5 separate regions of the Homo sapiens genome follow, and regions 2, 3, 4 and 5 are each linked to region 1. Evidence: chromatin contacts called from ENCODE Hi-C or POLR2A ChIA-PET data. All regions are on one chromosome and are shown on one strand. Each heading gives the region's core, a stretch centred on a gene start or an enhancer-like site at or near the end of the contact. The rest is flanking DNA. Distances are from core to core; before and after follow the strand shown.

The links. A loop is a pair of places that touch in the nucleus more often than their neighbours do. ChIA-PET counts read pairs that join two places held with the same protein, here RNA polymerase II (POLR2A). Pooled maps may share reads with other maps.
Region 2: a map of naive thymus-derived CD4-positive, alpha-beta T cell shows a loop between it and region 1 (12-fold over the local background). The contact joins the promoter of CACUL1 here to the promoter of EDRF1-DT in region 1. A Hi-C loop is called at or near these places in 2 of 168 maps with a recorded cell type or tissue (CD8-positive, alpha-beta T cell and naive thymus-derived CD4-positive, alpha-beta T cell), 1 of 37 single-sample maps with no recorded cell type and 9 of 50 pooled maps.
Region 3: a pooled map shows a loop between it and region 1 (6-fold over the local background). The contact joins the promoter of NANOS1 here to the promoter of EDRF1-DT in region 1. A Hi-C loop is called at or near these places in 2 of 37 single-sample maps with no recorded cell type and 5 of 50 pooled maps. POLR2A ChIA-PET finds 5 or more read pairs at or near these places in 1 of 52 experiments (activated CD4-positive, alpha-beta T cell).
Region 4: a map of CD8-positive, alpha-beta T cell shows a loop between it and region 1 (31-fold over the local background). The contact joins the promoter of FAM204A here to the promoter of EDRF1-DT in region 1. A Hi-C loop is called at or near these places in 2 of 168 maps with a recorded cell type or tissue (CD8-positive, alpha-beta T cell and naive thymus-derived CD4-positive, alpha-beta T cell) and 9 of 50 pooled maps.
Region 5: a loop to region 1 is called in a pooled map, with 22 times the contacts of the local background. The contact joins the promoter of BNIP3 here to the promoter of EDRF1-DT in region 1. A Hi-C loop is called at or near these places in 6 of 50 pooled maps.

Annotation. Positions count from the first base shown.
Region 1 is chr10:125,718,230-125,722,116 of GRCh38, forward strand. EDRF1-DT (EDRF1 divergent transcript) reads right to left here and starts at 1,264. Exons shown (of 5, transcript NR_033847.1): 1 at 1,193-1,264. EDRF1 (erythroid differentiation regulatory factor 1) reads left to right here and starts at 1,480. Exons shown (of 25, transcript NM_001202438.2): 1 at 1,480-1,686; 2 at 2,975-3,183. The coding sequence starts at 1,579. RefSeq lists enhancers at 596-705, 1,186-1,265, 1,381-2,363.
Region 2 is chr10:118,753,009-118,757,081 of GRCh38, forward strand. CACUL1 (CDK2 associated cullin domain 1) reads right to left here and starts at 1,962. Exons shown (of 9, transcript NM_153810.5): 1 at 1,388-1,962. The coding sequence starts at 1,754. RefSeq lists enhancers at 1,891-2,030, 2,029-2,323.
Region 3 is chr10:119,027,790-119,031,637 of GRCh38, forward strand. It overlaps NANOS1 (nanos C2HC-type zinc finger 1), which reads left to right and starts at 1,925. Exons shown (of 1, transcript NM_199461.4): 1 at 1,925-3,848. The coding sequence starts at 2,013. The coding sequence ends at 2,891. It overlaps LINC03036 (long intergenic non-protein coding RNA 3036), which reads right to left and starts at 1,782. Exons shown (of 4, transcript NR_186540.1): 1 at 1,556-1,782. RefSeq lists an enhancer at 1,202-1,702 and silencers at 1,527-1,996, 2,117-2,326, 2,697-2,996.
Region 4 is chr10:118,340,801-118,344,691 of GRCh38, forward strand. It overlaps FAM204A (family with sequence similarity 204 member A), which reads right to left and starts at 1,524. Exons shown (of 9, transcript NM_022063.3): 1 at 1,470-1,524; 2 at 927-1,127. RefSeq lists enhancers at 1,329-1,828, 1,465-1,684.
Region 5 is chr10:131,979,859-131,983,634 of GRCh38, forward strand. It overlaps BNIP3 (BCL2 interacting protein 3), which reads right to left and starts at 2,065. Exons shown (of 6, transcript NM_004052.4): 1 at 1,903-2,065. The coding sequence starts at 1,948. RefSeq lists an enhancer at 1,244-2,168 and silencers at 1,576-1,805, 2,036-2,335, 2,386-2,575, 2,616-2,735.

The DNA.
Region 1 (3,887 bases), core at 14-2,513:
AAATGATAAAAATCAAAATCAATACATGTTGAAGTAAATGTCTACAAAATACACTATTATATCAAATTAACTGTTAAATTTAATTCACTATTATTATTTTTTTAAGACAGAGTCTCACTATCGCCCAGGCTGGAGCGCAGTGTTGCCATCTCTGCTCACTGCAACCTCTGCCTCCCAGGTTCAAGCGATTCTCCTGCCTCAGCCTCCCTAGTAGCTGGGATTACAGGCGCCCACCACCACATCTGGCTAATTTTTGTATTTTTAGTAGAGATGGGGTTTCACCCTGTTCGTCAGGCTGGTCTCGATCTCCTGACCTCAGGCAATCTGCCCACCTCGGCCTCCCAAAGTGCAGGGATTAAAGGCGTGAGCCACCGCGCCCGGCCTGTTAAATTTAATTCATAAAATTGTTTTGTTACATTTGAAAGCAATTTGTGAGTTGAATGCTTACTCATCAGGAGCATTCCTGAAAACGGACAGGACAGTGAGTTGTAAGAGCCAAACGTGAATTACAAATTGAGACAGCCAAATTGCAAGAGCCAAGTTAATTTTTAAAAACACTTTCTGTATCTTACGGCACAACAAAACACTTTTACTACAAAACATGTATTGTATAACGGATGTGGCTGCGTTTGACAGTTTGAGATGACACTGAGGAGTGTGAAAGAGAGCCTGGACCTTCAAAGCTTGCAAACGGCCCGGGCTATTTCTCCACCTCTTCGCTACTCAAAGCGCTGGCATCGTTTCCTGGGAACCTGTGAGAAATGCCGAGTCTCGGACCCATCCAGAGCGCCCGAATGGAAACCTAGGCGTTACGAGGCCCCAGGTTCAGCGTCTCACGGGTCCTGCACCACCTGGGACGCCCCGCAAGCAGCGGGCATGCCGGGCCCCCAGAAGACTCCGAAAGCCACCCATTCCCTAAACGGGGAGGGCCTCGTCCGCGCGTCCCAGCGCCCTCCCCGGAAGCCCCGCCGCTCCCACACCCAGGATGGGGCCACATGGGCACTAAAAGGCGGGCAGGAGCGCCCAGTCTCGAGATGGCTGGCTCGCCTTTCCAGTCCGGGCCCTCGGGGTGCCCGTGTGAAAAGATGTGACACTGAAGCCTGGGGAAGAAGTTTGAACCTCTCACTAATTCACGTAACGGGAGCCGCCGGCAGCGCTGACGGCTGCACCTCCCCTCCCACGCGGACACTACCTGCAGGATCGGACGACCCCCAGAACTGTTTGCCAACAAAGACATGCAGGGGGCGGAGCCTGAGCGTCAGATACCGTGAGCGGCGTGCAGAGGGCGGAGCCTAGGAGTCAGATACCGCGAGAAGTAGTCTCCCGAAGAGGTTCGGACAAGCGCAGGCGCACTACAATTCCCGCCCTGGCCGCGAAGGTGGCACCCGCAGCGGGAGGCGGGGCCGGGCCTTCGGGACAAAGATCGCGAGATTTAATGGCGAGTCACAGCTACTTCTTCCTGGCAGAGACCGGAAGTGCGGTCCGCGGAGCGTCTCTGGCGCTTACCCTGCTTTGGGCCTGCGTTGCTGCTGCTGCTCCTCCGCTCCCCCGTCGTATCGCCTGCCCTGGATCGAAGTGATGGGGGATGCCAAGGAGGCCGGAGCCGAGGGTCCGCCGGCCGGGGCCGCCGCTCGAGGAGGGCTCAGCCTCCTGTCCCAGGGAGAATCCGAGGAATCTTCTGCACAGGTGAGTCCTCCGCGGAGGGGGACCTGCCAGGGATGTGGGAGCGGAGGACCCGCTCCACCGGGGAGGGATGCCACGGTTCCCGGCAGATTCTGGAGGCTTCTCCATGTTTCCCTGACACCCCCAAAACAGGGAGTTGAAGTCCATGCTCCAGTCGGCAGGTATTCGTATTAAAAGCAGTTCTGGTAGCCGACAGGTGAATTAGATACGATCTTTCCTCTCAAGGAGGGTACATGTAAATATGTCGTTCCAAAACGTGGCACAGTCGTGCAAAGCAGGAGGGAAGAAACGGTGCCAGGTAGTGACTCGCCGAGAATGAGACCGAACTAATTCACAAAGGGTGTAAAATGTTTGCCATGCAGAAGAGGTACTGCGTGAAAGGTTAGAATATTGAACCCAGACGCCGAACTTGCTTTGGGAGTGTGCAAGTGCAGGCTGTGAGGAACGAACCCCCAATGCCTTTCTATGAAGTTAGAGACTCAAGAGTATTTGAACCATGCATGCATGCATGAACCGATGCATCGATTACTAAATATTTGCATTAAAACAAAAAGCCCAAATGTTCTACCAGACTATTTTATGAATGATGTGTTATTAAAATTAAAATACATCTTTGGCCGGGCGCGGTGGCTCACGCCTGTAATCCTAGCACTTTGGGAGGCCGAGGTGGGTGGATCACCTGAGGTCGGGGAGTTCGAGACCAGCCTGGCCAACATGGCAAAACCCTGTCTCTACTAAAAATACAAAAATTAGCCGGACGTGGTAGTGCACGCCTGTAATTCCAGCTACTAGGGAGGCTGAGGCAGGAGAATGGCGTAAACCCCAGAAGCCGAGGTTGCAGTGAGCCATGATTGCTCCACTGCACCCTAGCCTGGGCGACAAAGCAAGACTGCGTCTCAAAAAAAAAAAAAAAAAGAATTAAAATACATCTTTAATACTGAAAATAGGCTTTACTAAAGTTTGCATCTAGTTAACATGATACCATTGAGTCTCCTTGGTTTCTGCTTCTCCACTTTACATGAATACATTTTAAAAGAGATGTGGGTGGTCCATTTTCTAGCTGATAACCATAACCATCATACTCCTTGACTCATCTTTTTTCTTTGAAGTTGGTGTAAAAGAACTAAGTAAATGTTACCATTTATGCTCAAATTTATTAAGTGCTGTTAGTAACATGTGGCATACGTTCCTTGTGAAGCCTGGTGTGACAGGTTCTTGTTTTCTTTTTATAAAGGTGAGATTTTTCGTTCTTAGTAATTTTCATTAAAGTTTCACCCAATGTGTTAATTAGGGATCAGCTTTATTTCTTGGAGGCAATGAAGTGAAGAGCCGAGCTGTGGTGAAATACTCTTCTGCCCCTCCTCGAACAGCATTTGCACGCCTTGAAGAGAAAACAGACTTGAAACTCCCACCTGCCAACTGGTTACGAGAGAGTGCCAAACTAGGGCCAGCAGGAACTACCATTCTTGGCAACAGCAAGAAAAGCAAGCCATTTTCAAGGTAAATATTAATCAGTGGCATTTTTACCTGCCCCTCCACCCTCACTTAAAACTCTTATTTGCTTTTAAATTCAGTTTGTAATGCCTATTAACTTGTCGAGATTTCTCTTTAGAGAAAGATCACATTTGATTTTCAAAGGCTTTTTATTCTGATAATAGATGATGTTAAAACATGAAGATATACATACAATATCAATTGCATATGCTTCTTTTAAGTCTACGTCATGTTATCAGCAAAGATGAGTTTTGACTGCCAAAGTTCAATCAGCCCTTTCATTTTAGCCAATTTGCATACCTTTTGGATATGTGAATACAAAGGATCAGCTTGGTGCATGAGGAGGAAAACCTTGAACATTCCTTCATCTTTCCTGTGGAGTTTTTCATTAAATGGTGGCAGGTTGATCTGGAAAAGCCAGATTTAAAAACCCAGCATGTTGGGTGACCTACACCTTGACTTTGACACCAGAACTGATGGTGTTCAAAGTTGAGAGAGTAGCCTGAGGTCTTATAGAGAAAAATGTATTAATGTACATACTGTAGGACATTTAATGTGTAGGGTTCTCTTTTCTTCTTCCCCCTTCTCAGCAACTCAATCTAAAATATTTCCATGTAACTTGTAGCAAGAGGCACAAATACACTAATACTTTATGAGCTGGTATTTTGGAAATTATCCTAAAGCCTCAGAAAATAAAAGTTATATTTGCA
Region 2 (4,073 bases), core at 712-3,211, 7.0 Mb before region 1:
GGTGTGACAAATCCTTTTGTTCTCAATTTTACTGATTTCTGTTCCTAACTTTATGCTCTTTTTTGAACTCTTCAAAGGAACTTTACTAAGGCAATCTTCCTTCGTGACTCAGGTGAAGTCATTCTGCCACTCTACAGGAGGTCTGGTTCCACAACACAGCCTTCAACACACAAACTATACAATATAAACATGATTATCATGAATAAGGAGAAAAAGCGTATATAATCTTACCAAACGTACATATCAATGTCTTTGACTAAGGCAGTATCTTGGGGCAAATAAAATTACGCGCTGTTCCCACACACAGTGTGTAAGATTCCGACTATCTGCATCAAGGCAAATATTTTCTCTGCACAGCTAACTGGACAAGTACAGCTTCATAAAATTAGTAGCTAGAAATGAACTCTCCAGTTGCTTTACCAGATGCCACTCAAAACTTGCAGTTAATAATAGGAGAGAAAAACCTGGCTGTGATGGTCACAATCATTTTCAACATCCTATCACCACCACCACCGCCACGCACACATACACACAAACCAAAGTAAAAGCACATTCTTTTCCTAGCTATGGAAGCATACATATATCCTGGTCAGAGGCAGTTTCGGATTACAAAACAGATTTTGGTCTTAAATCTTAATGCGTGCAATTGAGCGTTAAGACAGACTACTAACATAAAGTTCAACATGCAACCCAATCTTGGGTTTGGACACAAGACATAACCCATCCTGAAAGGCTTATTCTTATGAGTGTAAGCTCTGAAAAGTGATTTTATGCATTATTAGCTTCAAGACGATGTCGGAGCTGCCACTGCATCGGAAAGCAACTCATTATTTCCCTAGCAGGATGCAAAAGTGTAACACAGTAGAGAAGGAACAAGGTGTAGATATAGGTCAACTTTCAAATTCCTTACTTGTTTAACACAGCCTGGCCAAAAACACAAGAACACAAGTTGCCAGATTTCTTTTCTCTCTCTGGCTGCAGAAGACTGAAGGCCTTTCCCTAACGAGACTCAGGCAGCCTTATTTTCCCCTCACTTTGAGGGTGAAACTTCAAGAGAAGACGGGTGCGAAAAGAGCTTCCCAATGTTGAGAGACTGCCAGTTGTGATAGGGATCGCACTGACCGAACTTGGGGCTCCGTGTGTACCAGGCTGCCTCTCTAGGCCAGGTAATACAAGAAGCCAGGGCCGCTCAGGCGCTGGCCGCAGACACCAAATGAGGGGGAGGGGACGGTGAGGGGGAAGGAGGCAGGGAGGCGAAGGCGGACGGGGAGAAGAGGAAAGACCGAGGCCTGAAACAAAGGAAGCGGAGCTTTCTCCAAGAGGGGGTGGATTCGGCGTCCGAGTGAGGTGGAGAAAAGCCAAGGCTGCAGGGAAAGGCTGGACTCACAGAACTTGGAGGTGGAGGTGTTGATGTTGATGGTGGAGCTGGCGGTGGGGGCGGGGGCCGCCTTGGCCACGGCGGCGGCCGCGTCGCAGCTCTTCAACATCATGATCACCCCATTAGCCTCCGGCGGTGGCTGCGGCCCCATCGGGAGCCCCTCCTTGGGGCCTTTCCTGTCCACGGAGACCGCGGGCACCGCCAGCAGCTGCCCCCCCGGAGGCTCTCGGGCAGGGGCCGGGATCGACGAGGGGGGCGGCGGAGGTGGCAGGGGCTGCCGGAAGCCGTCCACCGCAGCCTCCCAGTTGTTGTGGTTCTGGTCGTCCATCATCGCCTCGTAGCTGCCCCCCTCCTCCTCTTCCATGCTTTCCTCCATCCTGCTGGCCCCCGGCACCCGCCCGCCTCACAGGCACCTGCCGCCTGTCTCAACCCCGGGCCAGCGGGCACCGCTGCCTCCCCGAGTTACATCGCCGGCGGCAGGAATGGGCGCAGCGGAGAGGGCTGCGGTGCGCAGGGTCTCTCGCTCTCCGCGGGGCCGACTAGCTTGAAGACGCGGCTGACGGCGGTGGGCGCTCCGGGGCTCTAGTCTGGGAGAGGCAGCCGTAAAGCAGCGGCGCTCCTCACGACGTTTTACAGCGGCTTCCAACAGGCAGTTGGAAAGGGCAGCTGGGGGCGCGGCCAGGAGGGCACGTGGTGCGAGGGACTGGCCGCGAGAAAGCGGAGCCAAAAGGGGCGGGAGCTGTGAGTCACTCCCACGCAACAGGGCAGAGGTTCGCCCCGCCTCGGCTGGCAGGGAGCTAACAGGGGAGGCGCGACGGGTCGGGACGGGCATTCGCCGGCCCCGCCCCCTGCCCGGCCTCACGTGACAAAGGTGTGTCTTGCGCACGCGCGTTCGCAATCTGGTTACCATGACGACGAGGCCCTCGCCGGTTCCTGAGGACGCGCGCGGAGCAGTCTTGGCAGTAGCTGTGGACTGGCCAGAGTGATTGGAGGTGTTTTCCTCGCGTCCTCCAAGTCTACGGGGCCTTCGCACCTCTGAGTGCCTGAGAGCCCCGGCTTTTGCTTGGGACGGAGGTACGGGACCACAAGAGGCCCCGGGGTCGCAGGTTATAAACGGATGAGACCGCCCTGGGCGGCCCGTGGTCCGACTGCTCTTGGGTCGGTCCCCAGCCGTCGCGACACACACGCACAAAATCGAGAATAAAAACCGAATCACACATAGCAGGATGGCGCAAAAAAGAAATGCGTTTGAGTTACTCATGTGTTTTTAAAATTCCTTTACGTTTGTATGCACTAAGGCCAGCAACCCAACTTTTAAAAATGCCGGCTCAGGCCGGGCGCGGTGGCTTACTCCTGTAATCCCAGCACTTTGGGAGGCTGAGGCGGGCGGATCACGAGGTCAGGAAATCGACACTATTCTGGCTAACACGGGAAACCCCGTTTCTACTAAAAATACAAAAAAGTTAGCCGGGCGTGGTGGCACGTGCCTGTTGTCCCAGCTAGCTGCTCGGGAGGCTGAGGCAGAATTGCTTGAACCCGGGAGGCAGAGGTTGCAGTGAGCCGAAATCGCGCCACTGCACTCCAGCCTGGGCAACAGAGCGAGACTCCATCTCAAAAAAAAAAAAAAAATGCGAGCTGGGCGCAGTGGCTCACGCCTGTAATTCAACCACTTGAGGAGACAGAGATGGGAGGCCCGCTTGTGCCCAGGAATTCGAGACCAGCCAGACCAGCATAACAAGACCACGCCTCTAAAAACAAAATTAGCCTGGCATGGTGGCGTGTGCCTGTGGTCCCAGCTACTCTGGAGGCTTAGGTGGATCACTTGAGCCCTGGAGGTCAAGGCTGCAGTGAGCCGAGATCGCGCAACTGCACTCCAGCCTGGGTGACAGAGTGAGACTGTCTCCAAAAAAAAAAAGAGAATTAAGTGGTATGCTGAAGGGGAAAACATAAAACCTTAGAATTACATGTGTGGCAAAAAGAGAGGCAGAAGGAAGGCAAATTCTGTTTCAAACAACTAATGGTTTATCATCAACAGACTCTAGGTAGATGGCTGGGTGAGTGCGATGGGATAAAGAAGGGTCTTTACATTTAAAAAAAAAGTCCAATATACAGGGAAGATAGAGTCAAAAAAGTGTCTCTAACATACTGTGTCATAAAGCAAGTCTTTACATATCTAAGGATTTATATCATAGCGACTATATGGCCACAAAATATATGAAGCGAAAATGAACAGAAGTATAAGAAGACAAAGAAATCTACCATCAGAGTAGGTGATTTTTCACTCCCTCTCTAATTGCAGTGAGTTGAATACAGCCTCCCACAAGATATGTCCATATCCTAATTCCTAGAACTTGCGAGTATGACCTTATTTGGAAAAACGGCGTTTGCAGATGTAATTAAAGTTCTTGAGATGAGAAGATCATCCTGGATTATCCAGGTGGGCCATCAATCCAATGATAGGTGTCTTTATAAAAGAGAGGTAGAAGAGAAGAGAAGGTAATGTAACCACAGAAGCAGAGATTGGAGTGATGGCATTCCCAAGTCAAGGAATGCTGACAGCACCCAAAGCTGGAAGAGACAAATTTTCCTCTTGAGCCTCTGGAGGGATTGTGACCCTGCCAACATGTAGATTTCAGACTTCTAGATGCCAGAACTGAGAATTCATGTCGGTTTTTTTAAGCCACCTATTGTGATA
Region 3 (3,848 bases), core at 675-3,174, 6.7 Mb before region 1:
ATTCTAAACCTGCTGGGCACAGCCAAGACCTGTGAGTGTGGCCTCAGGCCTAGTGAGGGCTCATTGTTTCCACAGCCACTGCATGGTCCAGAGTGAGGAAGGAAAGCCCCATCTGCCCCATGAAGCCCACCCTGCCAGGGCCCACCTGCCAGGGGAGGCATTTTCCTGATCCCAGTTCTAGGTTTCATCCTAGAAGAGCCCTCAGTATCTAAAGCCTTTCCTACTTTCAATTTTTAAAAAAGTTGGGAAGTGTAAGACCACCTGCCATCTTCCTAATCAAAACTCATCTTCTGGCTCTTATTCTCCATGGCTTTTACACAACATGTTTTATTCATTTCAAAGTATTTAATTATAATGTTGAGGCCAGGTGTGGTGGCTCATGTCTGTAATCCCAGCACTTTGGGAGGCCAAGGCAGGAAGATCGCTTGAGGCCAGGTGTTCAAGACCAGCCTAGGCAACATAGTGAGACCCTGTCTCAAGAAAAAAAAAAAAGAAAAAAGAAAAATCAAGAAGAAAAAAGAAAGAGTGAGAAAGAAAGAAAGAGGCCAGACGCGGTGGCTCACGCCTGTAACACCAACACTTTGGGAGGCCAAGGCAGGCGGATCGCGAGGTCTGGAGTTCAAGACAAGCCTGGCCAACATAGTGAAACCCCGTCTCTACTAAAATACAAAAAATTAGCCCGGCATGGTGGCGGGCATCTGTAATCCCAGCTGCTTGGAAGGCTGAGGCAGGAGAATTGCTTGAACCCGGGATGCGGAAAGAAAAGAAAAAAAAAGAAAGAAAAGGAAGGAGGGAAAGAAGGAAGGAAGGAAGGAAGGAAAGAAGGAAGGAAAGAAGGAAGGAAGGAAGGAAGGAAGGAAGGAAGGAAGGAAGGAAGGAAGGAAGGAAGGAAGACAAAATATAACATTGAATACACGTTGTTTTTCAAACTGCACATACAACCCACATTTTGACTCAGGCCTCTGGGGCGAGGGGGTACACACACACACACACATCCCAGTCACTGTCCTAGGCTCTCCAGCCATGAGATTTTCCGGCCCAGCCCCAACCCCGACCTAAGTAACCGGCTATCGGCCACCCATTGGCTGAAGTCCCTGAGCACCTGTTGGGAGGAAGGCTGCTGCGTGCAGCCGGAAAGTCCTGCGTCCCTCCGCTCTTACCGCGGCAGGAACCACAGCCTCCCCGAACCTCAGGGTTTGTATGGATTTCGCCCAGGGGAAAGCGCTCCAACGCGCGGTGCAAACGGAAGCCACTGGCTGGTTGGGCGGCTGTGATGGGAGAGCTGCATCCTTCCAACGCGTCCAGCTTTTCATGCTGATGTTGGTGAGAAGGGGGTGGATAGCGGGGATTCTCAGGATTAGGGCCTAGGGCCATTAAAGGCTGGGAGGTGGGGGCGTAAACCTGTGGCCACCCTGACCCCTGTCCTCGGGGGGCCTCACCACCAGGCCGAGGAGACCCAGGCCTGGTCACCTGCTCCAAGCCCAGGCCCGGCGCTCGAATGCGGGCCCCAGCGGCCCTCCCTTCCCGGCCCTTCTCTCCCCTACTTTCTCCTCACCTCCCAGCTGCGCGGAGAACACGCCCCCTCCCCGTGTTCCCACCAATCAGCGTCCGGAGCGGCGCCCGAGGCGCCGGGGGGCTCTGGTCTGCAGCCAATGAGCGCCACGGCTCGAGGCGGCGCCTCGCCCGCCCCCTCCCGGAATGAAGGCCGCCCGACAGCTGGCGAGGCTGGCGCAGCGCGCGGGGCGCGGGAGCCGCGCGGGCTGGAGCGGAGCGCGCACACAGCCAGCCCGCCTCCGCTCCGCCTCCGTCCGGGGCGCGGGCGAGGTGGCCGGGGCGGGGGAACGCAGGGGGCAGGGCCGCGGCGGCGAGGCCGGGGGGCGGGGAGGAGTGGGCCCGATAAAAGGCGGCGCGGCGGCCCCACCCCGCGGCAGGCCGGCGGGCAGGCTCGGCGTGTCCCTTCCGTCCGGCCCGCGCCGGCGGCGGGGAGGCGGCGCGCGGCCCGCAGCCCGCCCATGGAGGCTTTCCCCTGGGCGCCCCGCTCGCCCCGCCGCGGCCGCGCCCCCCCGCCCATGGCGCTCGTGCCCAGCGCCCGCTACGTGAGCGCCCCGGGCCCGGCGCACCCGCAGCCCTTCAGCTCCTGGAACGACTACCTGGGGCTCGCCACGCTCATCACCAAAGCGGTGGACGGCGAGCCGCGCTTCGGCTGCGCCCGCGGTGGGAACGGCGGCGGCGGCTCCCCGCCCTCCTCCTCCTCGTCGTCCTGCTGCTCCCCCCACACGGGGGCCGGGCCTGGGGCGCTGGGGCCGGCGCTGGGGCCGCCCGACTACGACGAGGACGACGACGACGACAGCGACGAGCCGGGGTCCCGGGGCCGCTACCTGGGGAGCGCGCTGGAATTGCGCGCGCTGGAGCTGTGCGCGGGCCCCGCCGAGGCCGGGCTGCTGGAGGAGCGCTTCGCCGAGCTGAGCCCGTTCGCGGGTCGTGCCGCCGCCGTGCTGCTGGGCTGCGCGCCCGCCGCCGCCGCCGCCGCCACCACCACCAGCGAGGCGACGCCGCGCGAGGAGCGGGCCCCGGCGTGGGCGGCCGAGCCCCGGCTGCACGCGGCCTCCGGGGCGGCGGCCGCCCGGCTGCTGAAGCCCGAGCTGCAGGTGTGCGTGTTCTGCCGGAACAACAAGGAGGCGATGGCGCTCTACACCACCCATATCCTCAAGGGCCCCGACGGGCGAGTGCTGTGTCCCGTGCTGCGCCGCTACACGTGTCCCCTGTGCGGCGCCAGCGGCGACAACGCGCACACCATCAAGTACTGCCCGCTCTCCAAAGTGCCGCCGCCGCCCGCCCGCCCGCCGCCCCGCAGCGCCAGGGACGGCCCGCCTGGCAAGAAGCTGCGCTGAAGGCCCGGGCTCCCGGCCGCCCAGGGTCGCCGCCGCCCCTCGCACCGCTAGGTCTGCGCACCATCTCGCCCCCGCCGTGGGGAGGCGTGCGGCTCAGCGGTCGGCTCGACATGGGACGTCGTCCTGGTGGTTTTTGAAAAGCAGCCGACCGTGTGGAGTACTTCCGTGCTGAACGATTGGGACTAGACGCTGAAATCCCCATTTGTCTTCAGTTTCTAGTTTGCACATCCAGAACGGCGAAGGCTGGGTGTGTATTCCACTAACTGAAATATGGCAACTTAGAGGCGCTGTTTATTTACTGTATACGTCGACCTATTTTAGATGCGCATCAGTATGAAATTGTCTCAATCTTGGATGTTTCATTTTATGAATGGAGGCACTTTACTAGGTCTAGAATATTTTTTTAAAAGCCTCTGAACTGAGCTTAAAACTGGCGATTTTATGAAATGTCGGCAAAATGACTATTTTATTGTTTGAAGCGAGTTAATATTCTCAGTTGTCTTTAAAAATCAGTTACTCTAATTCCAGGTGAAGCAAGCCGCTGGTAGCATCACCCTTATGAGAAGTGAAGGTTTTGTAAACTTTCCAGTATTAATTTGGGCGGGTATTCCCCGCTTGTGGCTTGTTTCTGTCCTAGCTGGAGGTGTAAAATGCACAATGTGTAGCAGGTAGAATACAGCTCCTTATCGTTCTATGTACCAGGTATTTTATTACTGAACTAGCAACTAGCCTTTTCCACCTTTAAAAGTTGTGCCAAGTCATAATCATATTGTGTATAACTTGGAAATGGTGCTGTTTAAAAAAATTGTGTATTTATACAGTAACAGTATGAATTCATTAATCTCACCTGTAACTTTCCTACTTGGCATTTTCTCTACACACTCACCCTCTTCCAGTTCTTTAAAAACGTTTATGATATTAAGATCAAAGGGAGGAAGGGAAGACAGCAGTATTAAT
Region 4 (3,891 bases), core at 274-2,773, 7.4 Mb before region 1:
TACTATCTATATCAGCCCCTCCCCTACCCGCCCCGCCCCCAATTTACAGATGGGATAACTGACTTGCCTAATGCATTCTGATCCATTTGTTTTACAAAAATAGCCCCATGGCTTTAGATTATGAATTTTACAGAGCAGAGTTGTAAGCGGGGACAAGGATTTGCGACTGGGGCTGAGAATGATCTTAGCCTATAATTACAGACTTGTTAAATTTGGTTAAGAATTTTTTTCTGTACTTTTTGAGTACAGAAAGCTATGCAAGATGCTATACTAAGTTGCATACATCAAAGTCAAAGTCACAGTCAGAGGTTTGAGTAATAATGTCATATTTTCTGGACAACCAGACAGCTGCTTATAATCAAAACCCAAAAGATATATTTGAGCAGCTCGATGGGTAAATGTTTTCCATCTCTATTCCAGAATTTAAATTCCATTTTCATCGTATAAGGCTGTCTTATTTCCTATATTTTGTATTTGATTAGAAATAATTCCAGAAGCCTGAACTTCGTCTGATCTAAAATTAATTTCACTTGTATACTAATTATAAGCCACAATTATTTAACAATCTGAAGATTGTAATTTACATCATAATCAGAGTCTGTGACTTAAAAATAGTTACTATTTTCAAGCATGTTAACATCAACATTAACGTAAATATCCTATTTACTTTTATGAAATGAATGTGTTCCTTTTCTCAAAAAAGGTACAGAAAGGACAACTGAATTACAGGCCTGAGAGCGAATCCAGAAAAACTACTTATTTAGCAAGATTTTGCATGTATTCAACTGTTTTAATTAAAGAGAGTGTTCGTTTACTTGAGGCCTGGAAAACATTTTCCCAGACCCAAGATCCTGCATGGAAAGACAATAAACCAAGTTAACAGTTCAAGGCTCATTTTAAGTCGATTCCGCTGTGAGAATACTTACAGGGTCCAAGATTGCAAGAGGATGGGTCTAGAAAGGTACACCGTTCCTGCTTGGCTGCACAACCCGGAATTCTGCAGGCTTTCTGGCGGCAATGCCACACTCCAATCCCAAAAGAGAGAGAAGCCCCTCCCGGGCACAGAACTAAGCGCTGCACATTCCGGCGAAGGATGTCTAGCCTGCTGGCAGTCCCATTAACTGGAGCTGTTTTCCGGAATACAGCAACTGTAAACGTGAGCCTGTTTTCCCTATCGACAGCCTCCTCAATCCCCTCTCACTTTGACCTGGGTGGGACGGAGAACCCCCTCCACATAACAGGCTGGGGAGGCCGCTGCGACGCCCCTTTCGAGGAAGGCTGAGGGCGGCCCCGCCGTCGCTTCCGCGGCCCCGGGCCGGGGGCTTTTCTAGCCTGCTCCGGGAGGCTCGGCCGAGGAGCTATGAGGCCGCCCATGCCGCCTCCCTCGGCTGCCCACAAGAGGCCCTCCCAGACTCATCATGCCGGAGCCCGAACCGGCGGGTAACCAACCCTCCATAAGCCGTACTCACCTGTCAGGAAGTGGTCGCCCAGCAGCCATCTTAGGACCCCGTCAACATCGCGCCTTCTCATTGGCTCCTGCGTCTCAACCAATGGGCTGGGGCCGTTCTGGCCCTAGGGTCGCCTTAGCAACCGGCCTCCTGGGGCTTCCCTTTTTAGTCCGCCCGAAGGAGGTGGTTCCTTTCTTTCTTTTTTTTCTCTCTTTTATCTTGCCGTTTTCTCTTTCTTCTGAACATTTTTAAAGACTTTGTTCTTTCTTCATTCCCTGCTGTAGGCCAATGCGTCTGGGCAAGGAAAGGGCTGACATAGACCTTGAACTGAGAGTTGATGCCACCAGGAGGGAGAATCTTGCAGAGTGCTTTCTTTCTAGGCCCCTCTGCAAACGTCTTCATTCATTCATCCTTTCCCCTCACTCTCTTCCTTTTTTTTAATTTTTTTTCTTTCTTCACCTATTTATTGGGCGCCTACTTTGTACCAGGCATCGTGCTAATCTCTGGTTAGCAGAAAACATGCTGACTCTTGCTCTCTTGGCGCCTACCGTCTGGTGATGGGGTCCAAGGTGCTTCACTGACTGGACCAAAAGTTTACCGAACTTCTTTTTTTCTTATTTGTGGCAGGCACTGTGTTATGCCCAGAAGGGGGTGCTTGGGGAACATAGAAAATAAGGGGAAAAAAAAGAGAGAGAAAAGCACTGCGAAGAGGATAAAATACCCTATGGATAGGGATGGGAATAGGGCTATTTTAGAAATATTTGCATTTTCCGAAATACTGTTTTATAATAAGAATAACATTAAGTGTACCTATTTGCTAATTTTGTGATGATTATATAAGAAAAGCCTGGGCAACAGAACCAGACCCTATTTCAAAAAAAGAAAAGAAAAGAAAATACAGTAGGCTTCCCTCATCTGTGGCTTCTCTTAGCCTGATTTCAGTTACCTGGGGTCAACCAAGGTCCAAACACATTAAGTAAAAAATTCCAGAAATAAGCAATTCAAATGTTTCATTGCAAGCCCATTCTGGATATCCTGATGAAATCTGCAGTGTGAATCATCGCTTTGTCCATGCATGCTGTTAGGCTACCAGGTTCTTAGTCACTTAGTAGCCATCTTGGTTATCAGATTGAAAAACTATATGTGGGGTTCGCCATTATTCCAGGATTCAGGCATCTACCGGGGAGTCTTGGAAGGTATTCCCTGCGGATAAGGGAGGCTACTGTACACATAAAGACTTTAACATGTTACCTAGCCCACGCTAATTTTCAATCTCAGCTGTTTTTTGCTGTTAACATTACCAATAATGTCTTTCTTCAAAGCAAGCTAAATGTGTATAAAATTTTGCATTGCACTCAGTAATATATCTCAATTTCACATCAACAGATGGTTAAGCCTATTAACTATCCACTAAACCACCTCACCTCCAACATCTTCCAGAAGATGCGCCAAGTTTAGAGAGCAGTTTTCTATAACCCCAGAATCATAGTAAAACCTGAATCAGCAAGTTTGGATCGCCGAGGTCCCTCTTCCTGTTCACATTCTCTGATTCTAGAGTAGAAGCAAGGCTGAATGAGTTAAGGATCTGTGTAAAACTATTTTGGCCAAATCTGTTCAGCTTCTCAGTAGGATTTTCCTTGAATCCAAATCTTTAAAAAGTTAAACAGGTAACAAGAAGGTGTGCCTGAGAGTGCTGTTGTAACTGCATTAGGCTTCTTAATTGCTCTTCATCTGGGGATAGCAAAATACTACAGACAAGGTAGCTTAGGCAACAGGAATTTATTTCTCACAGTTCTAGATGCTGGGAAGTCCAAGATCAAGATGCCAGCAAAGTAGGTTTTTTTTTTTTTTTTTTTTGAGGCCTCTTCTCTTGCGTGGTAGGCAGCCACCCTTGCCCTGTCGTGCTCCCATCACCTTTTCTTTATATGCACAGTTTGGGGAGCTCTCCAGTGTCTCTTCTCTGTACTTAAAAGGACACTAATCCTGTTGGATCAGGGTTCTACCCTTCTGACCTTATTTAACCTTAATTACTGCCTTAGAGGCCACATCTCCAAACACAGCCACACTGTGGGTTATGGCTTTAAGATAGGAATTTTAGGGGTGCACAAACATTCAGCTCATAACAATTGCTGATGGTGGAAATGTTACCAGAATGGGGAAAGAGATAGCAGAGGGGGAAGAACTGAGGCATGGGGTAGGAAGGAATTAATGTTTGTATGTTTAAGAATGATCTGGGGCTGGGCATGGTGGATCACGCCTGTAATCCCAGCACTTTGGGAGGCCGAGGCAGGTGGATCACTTGAGGTCAAGAGTTCGAGACCAGCCTGACCAACATGCTGAAACCCGCTCCCCCCTACTAAAAATACAAAAATTAGCCGGGCATGGTGGCATGTGCCTGTAATCCCAGCTACTCGGGAGGCTGAGGCACGAGAATCACTTGAAC
Region 5 (3,776 bases), core at 815-3,314, 6.3 Mb after region 1:
GGCTCCCATTGTTCTCTGTTCCGAGGTCAACAAGGGGCAGTGAAATCGGACAGGCAGAGGTGAGCGCTGCCTGAGCCACCGCTCCGTCCCGGATTTGCAGGCAGCTGGAGCCCGCGGGACCGGCCAACCCCGCCCACGCCGAGCCCACAGTGGCCCCGTCCTGCCGCGCGGACACTCAGGGCGGCCCAAGGAATCGCCTACATGGGATCCACCCCGCGGGTAACTATCTTTTTATAGAATAAACAAAACAGAAAAACAAAAATCTCGTAACTCCGGCGCTGGCCGCCTTGCACTGCCAATGACTCAGCAGCCTGTGTAAGTTACATATTGGAGAGAGGACCGAGCCCCCCGGAGCCCCCTCCACCTCCCAGCGCCCAGATCCCAGCCGGACAGTGAAACGCACAATGTCAGGAGTAACGCGGCTTCACAACCGGAAAATGGGTGATTTTATGGCAAAGAGTTTATAAAAACATCCCTTGGACTTTATTTTATGACAAAAGATAGGAAAACACCTCTTAATCTATTTCAAAATAGTAATTAGCCAATGTTTAAATTTCAAGAGGAAAAATCCGAATTACAGGATTTTAAAGAATATGGTTTTAGGCCAGGCGCGCCTGGTGGCTCAGGCCTATAATCCCAGCACTTTGGGAGGCCGAGGCGGGAGGATCGCTTGAGCCCAGTTCAGACCAGCCTGGGCAACACAGTGAGACCCCGTCTCTTAAAAAAAAAAAAAGGTAAAAAAAAAAAGCTTGTAGTGTTCATATGTATATATATATATTATTCAATATATTACGGTAACTAAGTCCTGCCTAGTAAAATCTTTTTTTTTGTAATAAAATTAGCAACTCACTAAATTTATGTGAATATATGGTTTTAAAAACTCTCAATGAAGATTAAAAGTTCACTGTCAGAGGTTTCAGCAGTCCTTTCCCAAGCTTATTTACATGCTAATTTTGCTTAGTAAACTCTGGCTTCAAAGAACACAAAGGTCAGCTGCCACCAGGTCCCTCCTCCGAGGCTTTGGCCCTAGGGACCCTGGGAAGGCGGCTTCAGTGCCCGCTTCCCTGAGCAAAGGCTCGTCTGGACTCTGACGCGGACCCACCGGGTGGGGTGGGTCTCCACGCCACCCGGCTGTGCGTGGGGCAAGTCCTGCACCCCGGGCCTGCGTTTCCCGCTGCGTGAACGGATGGTCTTGCGAATCTAGCCAAGGGCACACAGCGAGCCTCTACTCGGGCATTAGGCAGGCTGTAACGACTGAGTGCTGCACGGGCAGCGTCCTTTTGCTTGTGTTTTCTTAACCCGTAAGTCATTTAAAGCTTTGTTTTGGAACGACCCTCTAGTGAAATTGGAACATGCCCATTTAATGCCATATTTTAAAAACGCTGTAACCCCCTCCCATCTCCGCGTTCACCCTTGAGGAAATCCTAACAGTCACCATGGATATAAACATTAATAACAAAATTAAAGCTCATAACAGGCCACTTGCCACGCCTTGGTGTTTGGTCATTAAAACCAATACTGGTCTGAACTACAGACCGCGGAGGGCAACGTGGACTTTGAGGCTGTTCGGTCCAACTGCGAGACGCAGATTCACCTCCAGGTGGAATTCTAGCTCGCGCGGAGCTGGAGAATCGGGGCTTTCCCGTGCGGTCCGACCCGGGTCCAAGCCAACCCCCGCCCGAGTGGCGAGGCCGCGAACCCCGGGCAGTACGCGGGGTCCCCACGCCCCGGGCTCCGCATGCCCGCAGGAGGGGTGGGTACGGAAGGGGAGGATGGCGCAGCCTCGCCCGGCCCGCGATGCCCCCTAGGCCTCCCCGGCAACCTCCCCTTGGCGCCCTCTTGGCCTTCCCCAGGCTTCCCCCCCGCGCCCCCTCGGCTCCCGCGCCGCCTCCTCCGCCTCACCCTGCAGGCTCTCCTCCTGCATCCCGGGCGCTCCGTTCTGCGACATGGCGCCAGAGGGCAACTGCGGCGATCGGAGTCCGCGCCGGGCTGCGGGATGTGCTTCAGCTGCGGGCGGTGGGAAAGCGGAGGTCGGAGCGCCGCGGCCCAGCTGCGCTCCCGGACTGAGCGGAGCCCCGCAGCCCGGCCGGAGGAACTCACAGGGCAGGGCGGGGCCGGGCGGATCTGCGGCCGCGTCGCCCATTGGCCGCGACTTGGGGCCTGCGCGTGCGCAGGGGCGTGGGGTGCGTGTGGCACGTGCGGCGCGTGCGCGGGGCGGGTCCTGCGGTGGGCGAGGGGCAGAGGCCTGCGGTGCGCGGGACGCGGGCGGGGAGAGGGGCGGGGCGAGGGGCGCGCAGGCGCGAGGGCGGCAGCGACCGCCTGAGGTGAGCCGGCCCGGGCTGGACGCCGCGGGCCGCGTGACGAGTGGGCTGCGCGGTCGCCGCCGCGGCGGGCGGTGGGCCGGGTTCTCCTTTGAAGGGGCGGTGGGACCGGCGGACTCTCTGGGCACTGGCTACCACGGAGACGCCGCTACGCTTCGGGGCGGGGCCCGTCTTTCCATCCTGCTAGTGGGGAAACTGAGGCGCGGGGCTGGCGGCGTCCGTGCGGGGGGCGTGAGGACGTGCAGGGAAGCGGCCGCTGCGGCTCCGAGACGGCCCGTGGGGTCGGGACCTGCGCCCGGGGCGGGAGCTGCGAGCGGTGGGCCGGAGCTGAGCGTCTCGGGACGGGACCGCGTCCCCGGGTCTTTGCCCGCCCCGCCGGGGCGCCCCTGCGTGAACAGCGGGGCCCGTTGTGTCCGGGGCGTCCGCCCGCAGGAAGAAGCGGAGGCTCGAGCAGAGTCGAAAGAGTCTGCCCGAGGGAGGCGCGGACCCCAGGGGCCCGGGAGAGGCGCGCCGTCCGCCTCTGCGGCAAGGGGCCTCCGGGGTGCAAACGCGGTGTGGGGCGGGCGTCCCCGGGGTGGGACGCCCCGTCCACGGGGCGGAGTGGCGCTTGGTCGGGCCGGGTGGGTGCCCGGCTTCCGTGGGAGCCAGCCTGGCGTGGGGGCCTCGCAGCCTCGGGACTGGGAGGCACTTTTCAGAGGAAAGTCGCTTTCTCATTTCCCGCTTTTGATCAAAAGTCTTTCTTCTTGAAAGCATTGTTGATCCAAATCCAAGTGTCAAGGTGCGCCCCAGAAACGCTGCTTCCCAGACAGTCGTGTCTGGTCTTGCGGGAAAGGAGGAGGCGTCCCGCCAAGGAACCAGGCGCTCAGAAGCTGAACCGGGGTCACAGAGCCGCGAAGCCAGACCTCAGTCGCTGCGTGCATTTCATCCCTGCTCTTGCCTGTTGAATCGTCTCTAGTCTTTGGAGTGCCATGATTTTAGTTTTCTCAGGAGTAACAAACATCCAGAGGCCAGTGTGGGGCGCATGTCTTTCATCTCAGCACTTTGGGAGGCCGAGGCAGGAGGATCGCTGGAGCCCAGGAGTTGGAGACCAGTCTGGGCAATATGGCGAAACGCTTTCTCTCCCCTAAAAAAATACAAAAAACTTAGCTGGGTATGGTGGCACCTGCTGTGGGAGGATTCCTTGAGCCCAGGAGGTAGGGGCTACAGTGAGCCATGATCAGGCCACTACCCTCCAGCCTGGGCAACAGTGTGAGACCCTGTCTCAAAAAAAAAAAAAAAAAAACCGCCAGAGATACATAGCATAGCATTAATAATTTCGATAGTAGAACTGTAGTGCTGGCCAGGCAGTGGTTCTTGTGTGTAATCCCAGCATTTGGGGAGCCCAAGGCAGGAGGGTCACTTGAGCCTGATAGTTCAAGACCAACCTGGCAACACAGAAAGACTCCATCTCTATTA